Regions from separate parts of the Mus musculus genome. Here regions 1 and 3 are each linked to region 2. The links are chromatin loops, found by intact Hi-C in ENCODE. Cell type or tissue: left cerebral cortex. All regions are shown on one strand.

Region 1 (5,000 bases), 57 kb after region 2:
AATTTAGCTCAACAGGTAAAGGCACTTGCTGCCAAACCTGACAACTTGAATTCAATTCCTAGAGACACATGCTGGAAGGAGAGAACCAACCTCAAGCTGTTGTCTGACCTCTCTCTACATGTGCACTGTGGCATGAGTGTACACAGATACACACAATAAATGAATAGAATTAAAAATATGTGTATATATATATGTATATATACATATATATTAAAAACAACACTAAAATATGTACCCTCTCATTTGGGTACAACTATTATATATTTTATATATATATATATATAATATATGATATTATACTGCATATTATATTATATAGTTATATTATAAATTATACACACAAAATATATTGTATACATATATGTATATGTTATATATAATATATGATTATATATGGTTATACTATAGATGATTATATAAAGATATATATAACATATATAATATATTATGTGTATATATGTCATGAAATAGGAAGTTGTATCTAGCATCTTCCTTGCTCAGTTAGAAAGACATGCTGACCTAGCTGAAGCAGAGGACTGAGGAGAAAATTTGCATTGAGGATTTGCTTTTCTCCAAGGAGGAGGGGTCTATCACAACTAAAAGTAAATACCGTCATGTGGTGAATTGCTTCCCTTGTCCGCTGTGTAGCCAGAGAGGCTCGCTCGCAGCTTTGGCTTGTTTAGCAAGTACCTTTTGGAGGCCGGACACTGAGTCAGTAAGGAATTGAGCAGAACGCCTCCCCTATACATGACAAGATGACCACAATGATCATGATGTGCATTGTTGGATAACGAGCTGCTTGTGGGTATGATGATGAGTCACTCGGGACTCGGTTCATTTACATGCAATAAAAATTACAGCGTGGAAGTGCAAGGAAAAGAGCCAACTCTTTAGTCTTATTTCTTCACTGAGTAAGCTTTTGTGTAGATCCCTTGAGACAGGAAAATCCTAACCAGTGCACATAAAAGCCCATCACAGAGGAACTGAAATGATCTTCAGAAAAAAAAGATAGTAATGAAAATCTTTGCCATTTGTAGTCTGGAAGCACCGGCATCCAGCTTGCTGGCACATGAGGAGAACAGCTCGCTTCTGTATTCCCTTGACAGAGCTGATACTTGCCAAGTACTTACTGTGAGTGCAGGATTTGGTCCAACTCTTTTAACCCCCAGAGTGATGCTGGTATGTTGATGTACTCTATTGTTAATTTCTATCTGCCAGTGAGGAAACTGCCACAAACGAGCGCTAAGTAACTACCCAAAGGTCTTCCTGTAAACGATAGACACAAGACTTAGACAGAAGCAATATGAACAGAGAGCTTGTTCACACACCACACTTCAGCGTGCCATTGAACCTGGCTAGATCTAGTCTTGCATCCCGCCATACCCAGAGGGCCTTGTGCTTCTAGCGTTGCCTCCCTGACAGCTCTGGGTTCATGGGCAATTCTTGCCCAGACCCAGTTTTTACCATGAGTTCTGAGGATATGAATTCAAGTGTTTATGCTTCTGTAGCAAGTCCTCTAACCTGCTGGACCATCTTCCTTGCCCAAGAACTAACTTTGATGTACAGAATCAGTTCTTCTCCAAGTCTTCCTAAATTTCCAAAATGGATCACCTCCTTATTACAACCTCATAACTATTAAAGGTGTAAGTGCTTTCTCTTTCTCCCAAAATAAGGAAACGCAAAACTCATTGTTCTCATAGTTATATGTTATATAAATCAAAATATCCAGTTTTATATAAGTTTTTAGATATAATCCAAGTGTTTCCCTTGTGTGTGCCTCTCACACTCACATACACAGTCACATTCAGAGAGACACACCCAGTTCTCTAAGACCCATACTGAAGTTCACACTCATCCTTTATTGGGAAGGTTTGGGGGAACAGTGGTAACGTAGTGTCAGTCCTGTTAACTATTTTATTCAGAACAACACACAGGGTTAATATAGTCCTGCAAATACCTACTTGTTTTCACGTGCTGCCGTGAAGCTGTGTTTCCCATCCTAGCTTTAAACAGCTACTTTGAGACCTAAAATCATCATCTTTTAAATTTATCCTTTTAAAATTTTATCTTGTCTTATATGGCTCTGTCTTCAGTCTATAAAATGGTTTTGATCACTGCACCTGATCCAAAGGGAACCTGAAAAGGAGGAGAAATGAAAGGGTAAAATTATTCACAGCTGGAAATGAGATCAGACTTCCATTAGCCTCCCTTGAAAGTCACACATATTATATAACAGGATCAACCCTCTCTGGTCATTGTATGTAATTTCTGGGTTTTCGTTATTAACGCATTTGTGTAATCTTGGAAGATGGAATTGTGAAGCTGGGACCATCGGTATCAATTGCATTGCAGCCTTCCCAGCATCTTATTATAAATGATGCACTTCTGAATGTGACTGATGGGAGGGAAACATTTAAGGCTGCAAACTGGACACTTTGCTAGCTCTGCTGTGCTCTGCTCCAGCTCCTGGGAGGTTCTAAGAGAGCTTGATGTGAATTCCGAGCTTGAAGCAGCTACATGATTCTTCTAGAGCAGCTTCCTCTATTTTCTTACCCCACCCCAAGACTCAAGGATAGAAGGATGAAAAGAATCAGCTTCCACATGTTCAAAAGTATCTGAGAATTATGCTTCATTAACGTAATTCTTCTATGTTTTATTTATGACATTAAAATTTGTTTTGATTAAAAACTGAGATTAATGAGGACGAGAAGATAAAGGTCTGCATCGTGCCGATTTTCCTTCTGTATGTGCTGATAAACCCCACCCCTTTCCCTTCAACACTGGTGTTGAATTTTCAGGTGTGTGCCCTGAAGGACACGGGAACATCCTGCTGTTAGCCATGATTTCAAGAGGGCTTGACTCAGTTTCTCAATCCACTTATCTATTCTGTTGCTGCACTACCAAAATTATCCTAATTACAGGCGCTGGAGAGATTGCTCAATAGTTAAGAGGACCCACCTGGTGGCTCACTACCATCTGCAGCTCCAGCTCTGGGGGCTTTAATGCTCTCTTCTGCCCTCTGCAGGCATCAGGAATGCATTGTGGTACAGGCAAACATCCATATACATAAAATAAATACATTTTATAATATCATAGTCTTATGTTAATAAGTAAGATAAGCACCCCTCTGTTCTTCCAGAAGTGCCTGACTTATGAATTGTCTTTGGGTTTTTTGTTTGTTTTTGTTTTGTTCGTTGTTTTTCCCACTGATTAACTTATTTATTCACTTAACATCCTAATCAAAGCTGCCCTTCTTCTCCCAGTCCCCCCATATACACACCTCCTTCCCCCTCTCCTCTGAGAAGGGGAGGTTACCCCAGGAAACCAATACACCCTGGCACATCAAGTCATTGCAGGACTAAACACACCCTCTTCCACTGAGGCCAGACATGGCAGCCCAGTTAGGGGAACAGGATCCACATACAGCAATAGGGTCAGGAACGGCCCATCTCCAGTTGTTGAGAGACCTGCATGATGACCAACCTACATATCTATTGTCTTTTAAGAGGCTCCACAAAAAAAGTGACTGAATCAGATACAAAGACCCACAGTCAAACATTATACAGAGCTCAGGGAGTCTTGTGGAAGAGTTGGGGAAAGGGTTGAGGGACCCAGAAGGAATAGGCAATGTACAAGAAGACAGACAGAGGCAACTAACCTGAACCTGAAGACTAAACCACCAACCAAAGAACATACACAGGCTGGACCTAGACCCCAGCACAAATGTAGCAGAGATTTGTTTATTTTTAATGCCTTTTGAATCCTTTATTAAATTCTGAGAGTGGCATAACTAATATTTTTATCATGCACACACTGAGCTTATAAAATTATTTTATTTTATTTTATTTATTTTATTTTTTTTTTTTGGTTTTTCGAGACAGGGTTTCTCTGTGTAGCCCTGGCTGTTCTGGAACTCACTTTGTAGACCAGGCTGGCCTCGAACTCAGAAATCCGCCTGCCTCTGCCTCCCGAGTGCTGGGATTAAAGGCGTGCGCCACCACACCCGGCTTATAAAATAATTTTATAACAATGAACATTTAAAAAACTTTTGATGCCATTATCTGAGAAAATAACGAGTTCCATGTGCAGGCCCTGTGTTTTTGTAGACAACTATAGTTTCCCATCAAGCACTTATATATATTTTTAGCTATAGTACTTTTTAAAGTTTGCTATCTTCATTATGCCTTGCAAATTGGTGATTAGCCCTAGTATCTTGGAAATAAACAAGTTCGACACGACTGGCTCTTGCGCTGTCTTTGATGAAGCATCGCCTCAATCTTTTGGAATTTTCCTGTAAGAAGCACCACATGAATCGGCAGGCATAGGCTTCCCTTTTCGTCATTCTCACCGCTTCCTAGACACTTGCAGCGGAGCCTAGGAAATCGATATTGGGTATAATAATGTTGGGTGTAAAACACCTCATGGCCCTTTCCTTGTTTTACCAATGTGCAGCATATAGGAGGCAGGCATAAATATTTGTTAAGCTGGTTCAGGAACACCAATGGTGTCCTGGAAGGGACACATGAGATAGAAAGATCATATGAGTCTGTGCCCGGGAGAGTAAGCAAGGATAATCAGTACATCCAAGAGTCGTAGGTCGGTGTTTGTCTTCTTCACCGTGGGCTGCTATAACAAATGTCCATGGGGGGCGGGGTTGTAAACCAGGGAGGTGTGTTTATGGTGGTTTCATTAGCTGGGAATCTGAGTGATGGGTCCAACATGGCCAGGTTCTGATGAACTAATGATTTCTACCAGTAGTCTCATATGGGAGAAGGCAGCAAAGTGACCTGGGGTCCACTATGTGAAGACAGGAAATTCACTCCCACGGATTCCATCTGCCTTCACTCAGTTACGTCCAAAAGCCTTACCTTTTAGTACCATCACAGTAGAGACAAGGAGTTCCATTTATGGACTTGAGGATGATAAGCTCGGTTCACTCTAATGCTGGATGCGACCGATAGGCCTGTTGTGTCTTAACTTATTCCATCGCATTACCCCAG
Region 2 (5,000 bases):
TGTATATCTTTAATGTGCTAATTTTCTCACACATGGGCACTCAAAGACCCGCTTTACAAACTTCCTCTACCATGAAAAAGCCTAATAGATACCAAAAACCCTGCAAGAAAATCAAAGCATAGTTTTCCCCTATCTTGACTTCCTTCCGGCCCGAAGGGAGATCTGATAAGGGAGAAGGTTGCTCCACACACTAGCAACTCATGTAGGAATATTTTCGAGTCTCCAGATAACATACCCTTCACTATTAGCTTCTGTGATTTGGTAGTCTTTCAAGAATCTGACCATACTAATAGAAAGTTTCCAAAATTTCTTAATGAGGTAAACACACAGAAAAGATGCTTTGTCACTGTGGGGGAGCAAAGATCTGGCTCAAGGGACAGTGTAGTGAACCAAACAGAACCAAATAGAATGTAAAGTTGAAGAGTCTATCAGCTGAGTATTTTTCTGAAGCTACTCCAGATGTCTCTGTTGGGAACAAAAGGTCTTAAGAGCAATTTATGATTAGACCACATCGTGTTAATATGGATATCTGCAATAAGTCAGCTAAAACAAGGCTGACGTCAGACAAGAAAGGAGTTGTAAAGTCAGCACAAAATGGCTGAAACTAAATATCCAGCTAACTCCAAGTAACCAGTGATATAATCTGCTCTATAACTATTTTTGGAGTACCACTTTTAGGTACATTCTACATAAATCTTGGGGCCAGAGGTATTACAACCTGAGCCCACGCCTTCGCCAGCCTGCCTGTGTGTGCCATTCTGCAAGCCTTAGTGGCTACCTCCATGAAACCTGTGTGCTGATCTGAGTGTTTCAGCCTGTGATTCTTTCAGTCTCTGAATATATCTTAGTATTAGCAAATATCTGCAACTGTCTTGGCATCATGTGAAATGTAAAACCATCTTTCACAGGCTGGGCAGAGGAAACAGTGTACTCTACTTATCTACATCAAGAAACAACAGACTCTGGTGAGAAGCAATTAAAATCTGAGAAGAACTGTTAGTAAACACAAAAAACATTTTTTCTATATTTGTGATCTATTCAATCATTCATTTATTCATCAATAGATATTCACCACGTTAATCTTCTTTTGGACCCTATAGATGAGACAGTGAAAGTAAAGTTTTGGAAGATTTCATCCTAGTATAGGATGGGAACAACTTATTTCAATACTGAAAAAAGTATTTCCTTAATAAAGTAAAACAAGACAAGGGGATTCTTCTAAATAGAAAAGAACTGCTTGCCTCATTAGGACAGTGTATAAGATGGTTGTATCAGGCCTGTAGTAGGAGCAGATGCTAAATAACCTGATATGTAAGGAACCACATGCACGAGATTCCTAGGAAGGAAGAGCGATTGGCACCATATACTGACAGCTCTGCACAGCGAGAACACTCAGAGCTATGGTCCATGCAAGCAAGATAACAACAAATACACCCTGAAGGATATTGATCAGAACCTTCTAAGCTAGGGGATGAATCCTGGGCTGTATTTCAAATGCAAGGAAAACTACGGGAGGATTTTAGGCAGGCATGATGTGTATGCTTCTAGAAGATCGTTAAGCTGCTATTTGGAGTGACTGGGGGGAAAAAAACAAGATATCCAAACAGGAGGCTTTGAGTTGTCCAGGTGAGAGATGATCATGGGCAGGACGGAGGCTACATGCGCTGAGAGGGAGCACAGTGTTCCAATTGGACATATATTTTTAAGGTAGAGGAAATATGACTTGCTAATTAACTGGATGAGGATGAAACAAGAAGGCAAAGTAAGGATGACTTCTCCATTTTTGGATTGGATAACTGGGTTGAACAGTCCAAAGAAGAACAGGTTTGGAGGGGGTGGATTTCCGCTGCTGAGCTTCTGAGACGCCTGGTAAATGAGGAGGTAATAATAGTAGCTACCTTGTGAGGTTGTCGTGAGGAGAAAATAGGAAACACATGAGAAGAATTTAGGCCAGTGTCAAGCAGGAAGTAATTGCTCAATAAAAATGGACAAGGATAGCTGTTGAAGTGAAGATGGCTACTCAAGAATCATTAATAGCTATAATTCTTCACTTAACTTGGGTCAGCAAAAGCTCATTAGAGATTAAGAATAAAGATGCCGATATTCGTGGGCGATAGTTGCAGAGACTAACATTATAGAACATCTGTCTTTTTCAATCCCTGTGTAACTCCCAAAGTAATTGTAGTGAGAGGTGCTGGCTTTAAAAGTGGTTAGATCAAGTGGATGAAGCCTCATACGTGGGTGTAGTGGTCTTCATAAGTGTCACCCCAGAGGCTGTCTTGTGTTCCAGCATGTGAGGAGAAAGCATGTCCATACGTCATAAAATAAACTCCACCCCTCATAAAATATCCAATCTGACTTAATCTGACCTTAGACCTTCCACTCTCCAGTATTGTGACAAGTTAGTTTCTGTTGCCTGTAAGTCACCCACTCTGTGGTATTTGTTAGAGCAGCCATAATGGACTAAGATAAACTTTCATAATCTCCAACAACAAAAATGAATTACCCTTAAATATAGCTGCCAAGGATAACTGAGCAAAGCACCCAGGTGCCATGGTGCTGGTAAATCGCTAGAAATTTTTCCAAATTTCACACTCTGCTTCTGTATTTATTTCTCATTACAGACCAATAGTTTGTAGACAGGCTCCAAGAAAGTGCACTTTCAGGGTATTAGTATCCAAAGCAGTAGATGTAGCTGAATAAAAAAGACCCTGAGTTATATTAATTGAAAGTTGTGGGGCTTTCTCAGGTGGGCTGGAATGCCAACAGTATTTGCACACTGGAGGACCCCTGGCAGGGGAGTGTCATGACATCTACAAACAATCAGTTCTAATTAGCTGTCAGGGAAGAGCCTAGTCGTTCCCGCGGGAACTCTCTCATCTCCACAGATGTGAAATCTAAAGAGAAAGATATCTGCTTTCCTCGCTCCCCCTCAGAAACACTTCAGCCTAACCACAGGAGGCACAATCTAGTACTTGGCATGCAATAAGCATCTAGGCTCCTTCACCACCAAGCTGCGCTCTGCTGGTGAGCAGAAAGATTGACAATTCCTGTGACTGCCAAGTGGTCCAATAAGGACGCTTTAGGCCCCAGGTTTCCAAACCGGGCTAAGAGTTCTTCTTTTTTTTTTAATTAGATATTTCCTTTATTAACATTTCAAATGCTATCCCGAAAGGTCCCTATACCCTCCCCCCCGACCCCCGCCCTGCTCCCCTACCCACTCACTCCCACTTCTTGGCCCTGGCGTTCCCCTGTAGTACTGGGGCATATAAAGTTTGCAAGACCAAGGGCAGGCTAAGAGTTCTTGACCCCTGCTCTGCCTTAGGTTTCTCTCGCTGAAAACCCCAGCTCCAGTGGCCCAGAGGGTACACATATCTAAGACCAGAGAGCGCCTGGAGGGATTCCTGGGTATTTCTGGGTAAGCCATCAATAACGCAGAGTCTAGAACTTACTTAACTTTACCTTCTCTTGAATCCCCCAGGCAAGAGGGTTGAAGCAAGCCCGAGGCTAAGGGAGCCTGAGTGCCTGAGAGGCTTGCAAGCATGGTCCCAGGGACTAGGTGAACATACATGGGCTTTGGGTAAAAGTGAACTGGGGGGTGGGGGAGGAGGTTCCTTCCCACAAAGTGTGTTCTCTCCAAGAAGCACCCCTGACCCCGACCCTCAACGCAGAACCTCCCCCACTGCTGTCGCCAGAGCCGCCTGGGCACAGAGACACTGACACTGTGAGCTCTGTCGCCGGGCGGGCACGCCGGGAAGGGACGCGACAGTGACTCACGCATCCGAGCGCCCGCGGGAGGGGAGGACGCCTCACCTCCGGCTGCGCGGGGCGAGGGGCTGCGCCTGTCTCCCGGACGCATGCGCTGCAAGCTGCTCCGCTCCCTCCCCGCCCACCCCAGCCTCCTCCCTCTCTGCTCTATCCTGGCCTCTCTCCCTCTCTCCGTCGCCGGGTGCTGAAGTTGGGCGGATGGCACGGAGCCTGCTCCGCTAGAGGACGGAGCAGCCCACTCTCGAGCACCCTCGGACCCGGACCCCGGAGCTCTCGCCCACATCTAAGTCTACCCGGTAAGACGCGACCTCTGAATCCCGGAGAGGATAAAAAAAAATAAAAATAATAACATGAAAATGTCTGCTTTGCACTGATGGGTGGGCTTGATTTTTTTTTTCTCTTCTTTTGCTCCCCCACCCCCACGGCGAGGGGGAGGTAGGATAGAGAGGGCGGAGGGGGCGCCCGCTGCCTGTGCCCTGGCTGATAAAGCAGTGGGGCGCGCGGGTCTCGGCGGGCAGCACCGCCCCGCGGCTCCGTGAAGTTGAATCCCGCGTGGTCCGCTTCAGGGCCCGGTCCACTCGCGTCCCCGGGCTCTGTGGAGGGACTGAACCGCTCTCCTGCGGGTCACGGCTTCGGGTGTCCCTGCTTCTGCGGGGAGAAATCTCAGCACCTTCGGGGACCTGGAGGAGGTGAGAGGGTGCTGCGGTGGCGGGTGGGGGAGCGCTCAGGGGTTCGGGGTCCCCAGGCTTTTCATAGCTGTTTGGTTAGTAGAGAATCGATGGTGAAAATAAATCGAGATGGTCTCAGCCGCGGACTGCCTCGATGGTCTCATTTCTCCCTTTATTTTTTGGTGCCTTTAGGGAAAATAAAGATTCAGGTGCAGGTGATGTCTTTACAAATACCTTGAGCAGCTGCTGTGTGTGTGCGCGCGCGCGCGTACGTGTGTGTGTGTGTGTGTGTGTGTGTGTGTGTGTGTGTGTGTGTGTGTGTGTGGTGCAGAGGTGAGAGTCTCTTTTGTTTCTCCCCCACCCCCTTTAGTCCAGAGAAAGCGAGTTCTTGTGTACTCTGCACCTGGTCTGTTTTACAGCAACCAAGGGGGTGAGGACCAGGAACGCCTACCAGCCCCCAGGCGCTGCCCCGCTTGGGTGCATTACAGACTCCCTTGCTGTGAGATCTGGCTCTCCTGATTATGGACGGATCACAGCTTCTAGCTGTCTCCTCGCTAGCCTGCC
Region 3 (5,000 bases), 70 kb after region 2:
AGGAAGACCAAAGTGTGGATACTTCATTAGAATGTGGAACAAAATACCCATGGAAGGCGTTATAGAGACAAAGCTTGGAGCTGAGATGGAAAGAATGACCATCCAGAGACTGCCCCACCCAGGGATCCATCCCATAGACCACCACCAAACCCAGATACTAGGCAGATGCCAACAAGAGCCTGCTTACAGGAACCTAATATATCTGTCTCCTGTGAGGCTCTGCCAGTTCATAGCAAATACAGAAGTGGGTGCTCACAATCATCCACTGGAGGGAGCACACGGTTCCCAATGAAGGAAACAGAGAAAGTACCCAGGGAGCTGAAGGGTGCTGAAGCCCCCTATACATCAATATGAACTAACCAGTATCCCCAGAGCTCCTTGGAACTATACCACCAATCAAAGAAAACACATGGTGGAACTTGTGGCTCTACCTAGATATGTAGCAGAGGATGGCCTAGTCAGTCATCAATGGGAGGAAAGGCCCTTGGTCCTGTGAAGTCTCTATGCTCCATTATAGGGGAATGCCAGGACCAGGAATGGGATTGGGTGGGTTGGGAAGCGGGTGGAGGGTGGAGAGGATAGGGGATTTTCAGAGGGGAAACTAGGAAAGGGGATAACATTTGAAATGTAAATAAAGAAAATATCTAAAAAAAAAACAAAATTAGAACTCAAGAGCCACGATCTACCTGACGTTCACATGCTCCCTATTCATCAACGAGTGATGATCAGTGTCTTACCAAAGATTTCTATTGCTACGATAAAGCACTGTGTTCAAAAGCAACTTGGAGAGGAAACTGTACTTAGTCTTATAGTTCTGGGCAACAGTTCATCACTGAGAGAAGTCAGGGCAGGAACTCAAGTAAGGGAGGAACACGGAGGCAGGAGCTGAAGTCACAGAGCACAGAGGGGTGCTGCTTACTGACTTGCTCCTCATGGCTTACTCAGCCTGCTTTCTTATAGAACCCAGGACTGCCAGCCCAGCAGTGACACCTCCCACAGTGAGCTGGACCTTCCCATGTTGATCACCAATCAAAAAGAAAAAAAATGTACTACAGGCTTGCTGACAGGCCAATCTGATGAGGAGATTTTTCTCAATCAAGGTTCCCTCTTTCAAGATGACTCTAGCTTGTATCAAATTGACATAAGAAACAGTCAGGTCAGGGCTCTAAGGAATACACGAATGAGGGACTCCTGACCAAAGCCCTCCTGACCTCCCATTTTCAGTTTTCATTTTCCACTGAGTTGCCCTTCCTCTGGGTATTATAGTGTTAGACTTAGTGTGATTTGCAGATAAAATATTCCCTAAAGACTCATATATTTCATCACTGGCTAATGGCCCTATTTCGGATGCTGCATTACCCTTAAAAAGTAAGGCTTAGCTGGCAGACATTAGGGCTGGCTGGTGTAGACCTTTGAAAGCTATTTCGCAGCTGATTCTAGTCTACCTATCTCTCTGCTTCCTGCTTGTACTAGAGGGAACACCGGCCAGACGGTCCCCGTCTGTACAGAGGCTGTTTTGGCTTGCATGCCTTCCCTGCTATGATGAATAAAAGTCCTCTGAGACTGAGGGTCAAAGTAAACCTCTCCTCTTTACATTCCTTCCGTCGTGTATTTGGCGTAGCAACAGGAACAGTAACTAACATACTTAGAAACTTTCATTTGAACCAGGGGTGGTAGCACATGTCTTTAATGCCAGCACTCTGGCAGAAGCAGGTAGATATTTGAGTTCGAGGCCAGCCTGGTCTACAGAGTAAATTTTAGGACAGCCAGGGCTACCCAGAGAAACCCTGTCTTTAAAAATCCAAATAGCAAAACATAACAAAAGCAAAGAAAAAAAAAAAAAAAAACGTTTTGTTTGAAACAAAGCTACCTCCACTAAAAAATAAAATGATGGTGGTAGTGATGATGATGATGATGGATATATATTTTAATCTCATAGTTCTGAAAACATACTTGCTATAAAGGTGGGTTTAGATGGCAGGCCTCTTAATATCCAGTGCACTGACTAATCCCCATAACATGGCACTCACAAATGTGGCATTCCGGTTCCATATGTGAGCTACTGATAAATACAGCTTTCCTAGACTAACTCACAATCTTGAATGCTACTTGGGGTATTGCTCACTGGATTTGGCCAGTGACACTAGATTCTTTGTAGGGACAATTGGTCACAGAATAAATTTAGTAAATTAACTGGTCCTTTGAAACCAAAATTGTCTTCCATCTAGACACGTCAGTTCCCAGAATTCCCAGACCGTGGGATAGATCTCGCTAAGTAAATGTTGGGACCTTCATAAGCATGCTTTTGGTTGTCCCTCCTCATTTTTTAACAAGCACTGTAGCCTCTGTAATTCAAAGCAGTGCAAAAAGAATGTCCTATTTTATCCTCCAATGCTGCCACGCTTGAGCTCCCTGCCAATGCAAACACTAAGATGCATGCTTTCAAAGCCAAAGGATATTTTTTGAAAAAGAAAACAAAATATCCAAGTCTGTGCCATGGTGAAGAGACCACTCCCTGGAATATGCATACTCACAATGTGCAAGCTGAATCACCTCATCAGAGGCAACTAAATAAGCCAAGTGTCTCCTGTGTACCCAACGGCCCACAGAGAGCTGACTCATCTTGCATGGAGTGAGCCACTCGTAAACACTGATTTGCTCTGCACAGAATTTCTAAAGCGCCCACAACAGGATCACCATGAACATAGCTTACATAGAGGTCGAGGCTTGGAACTCCATCCCACAAGGATGTGGGGGAATTTTCTGAGTAGCTCTTAGCAGCTTTGTGAACTTTACGTAGTCAAGAGGCTGGTTACCAATTGATGGTCTCCTAGTCCATATACAGGCACCAAAGACTGGGCATTAGGACTCCAGAACTCCTTTGCAGCATTCATTTATTATGGCTTTTATCTTTTGGCATGCTTTGTCTTCTCAGCACTTGTTCACCCAGTTGTCCCTGCTCCACCACGGTGGCAGAGAAGAAAAGTCATTAGACCATCCAAACATTGGTATTTGTTTTAATTACCAGGCTTAGCCCTTTAAAGACTTCAGTACTATGGCTGCTTCTCATCACATGTAAAACAGACTGACAGGCTCCTGGTCTACTATGACACTGTCAGAATAAAAATTAAATTGACCTATGTCTATCACAAGTATATTTCATCTGCCATTCTTGAAATTTAATTTACAAAAAAAAAAAGTAGATATTTCTTCTGTGGCTGAAGAGATGGCTCAGATGTTGAGAGTGCTTACTGCTCTAGCAAAGGAATCATTTTCAGTACCCAGAACTCTCTTGGCAGCTTACCACCATCCATAACTCCAGTCCCAGGGATCCGGTACCCTCTTCTGATTTCTGTGAGCACCAGGCACATAAATTTGTGTAGTTACAAATGTGTAGACAAAACAATCCTATACACACATGATAAAAAAATAAGTGACTCTATCCCGAGCTTTTGTCCCCGCCGGCAAGAACACACTCAGGACAACCGGAATCTTCTGCGGCAAAGCTTTTATTGCTTACTTATCAGGAGGGAAGACCCCGAACCAGGAAAATGGCGCTGCTTATATAGCCCGCAGTGTGACGTTTCAGCACCTGATGTGGCGTGACAGCTCCTGATTCGTTGCTCGCCCATCACCCCATTACTACGCCATGAGATGGGCAGTGACTAGGCGTGAGTTCACTCCTGCACTTGCGCGTAAGGCTTGTTTACTAGTTAGGTGCAGTGGAAGCCAGCGCCATCTTATAATGGCAATTGCTAGCGGCACGGCTCTCAACATGACTCTTATGAATGAATATTTTTTCTAAGTTTCACATTGCACAATTTAGATTTCCAATGGAAAGTAGGAAAGGGACAAAATAAAATAGCAGATAAAAGTATTGCGCATGGCATATTTAATAGAATAAAGGGAGAAGCAATAATGCAAAAGAACAGAATGATTAATTTGTATCAGCTGGGCTAACGGGGAAGCCATCTTGGGAGCTAAGGCACCTCCCTACATATATTAGCTAGTTCAGTGCAGAACAAACAAAATGCTCTGGTACTTGAATGACTGAAACAGTGATTTATGTGGTGTGAGAGGAGTTGTAGACAAGAAGAGAGAAAGGCTGTACAGTGGGCAGTGCCATGACTAGGAAAGGACCCAGGGGGGCGTCAGAGGGCACCTCATCATTGGCTTTGGAAGAAAGATGCTGTCTCCCTCCACTGCCTTGCCCTGTGGCATGTGTAGGAGAAGCAGCCTGTGTAAGGCTCCTTAGAGAGGCAGTGCAGGGTACCAGGGAGAGTAACATGAGGAGGGTTATTGAGGACAGGGGGGAAAGAAGAGATATGACATGGAAAGGAGGAAAGTCTGAAATGTCACCTACGAGTACAGATGCCCAGAGTCCTGGTCCAATAGGCTGGTGAGATGGCTTAGTGGGTAAAGGCACCTGCCACCAAGCCTGAGACCAACTATATAGAAACATACAGCAGATGTGTAAATATGCAATAACAATCTATCAGATGGGAGGGAGAGAGATGACTGCATGTGCAGTCGGGAGACAAAGAGAGAATAGAGAGAATCATGCCGGCATTCTGCTGGATTTCTCCTTTTATCCACTGAGGATCTAATCTCAGGGACTGGTACTGCCTGCCTTTAGGATGGATCTTCCCATGTGACTCAACCTAATTAAGAGGCGCTCTCACAAGCATGACCCGAGTTTGACCTAAACTGTATGCTCCCTAACAGACATTCACAGAGCATTGTCTCCTAGGTGATTCTTAGATGGTGTCAAATTCATAATCAATATTAATTAGCATATACATATTTCTATTTATATCTCTATGGGATATATGGCCATCCATGTCATGGACAGATGGCAGTATCTGTTGCTAAGTAGAAACCAAACACCTACCATTATTGGGTTGTCTTTTTTTAATAAAACCATATATATTACACAAAATATGGAGACTTTCCAATTATTCATTCTATAGGTGGAAGTACAATGGTAGCCCCATGGGTTT

The links. Peaks named below come from ENCODE experiments on the same cell type or tissue, not always from the same donor. Only the 100,000 strongest peaks of a DNase experiment are listed, where the experiment ranks them.
Region 1: it touches region 2 in a loop (2.1-fold over the local background); 4 of 42 quality-filtered maps call a loop at or near these places.
Region 3: it touches region 2 in a loop (2.7-fold over the local background); 4 of 42 quality-filtered maps call a loop at or near these places.

What each region holds. Positions count from the first base shown.
Region 1 is chr10:5,864,182-5,869,181 of GRCm38, reverse strand. The region is part of intron 1 of Rgs17 (regulator of G-protein signaling 17); the gene reads left to right. Among named protein-coding and RNA genes, the nearest start is that of Mtrf1l, 43 kb to the right of the region's middle. In left cerebral cortex, a CTCF peak has its summit at 3,017 (motif pointing left); DNase peaks (open chromatin) are centred at 928 and 2,977; H3K27ac peaks cover 444 bases.
Region 2 is chr10:5,921,292-5,926,291 of GRCm38, reverse strand. Rgs17 (regulator of G-protein signaling 17) reads left to right here and starts at 3,892. Exons shown (of 5, transcript NM_019958.4): 1 at 3,892-4,064. In left cerebral cortex, a CTCF peak has its summit at 3,021; DNase peaks (open chromatin) are centred at 1,827, 2,988, 3,823 and 4,952; H3K4me3 peaks cover 1,701 bases; H3K27ac peaks cover 1,510 bases.
Region 3 is chr10:5,851,077-5,856,076 of GRCm38, reverse strand. All of the region lies in intron 2 of Rgs17 (regulator of G-protein signaling 17), which reads left to right. Among named protein-coding and RNA genes, the nearest start is that of Mtrf1l, 30 kb to the right of the region's middle. In left cerebral cortex, no CTCF peak of the experiment used is centred here; a DNase peak (open chromatin) is centred at 2,545.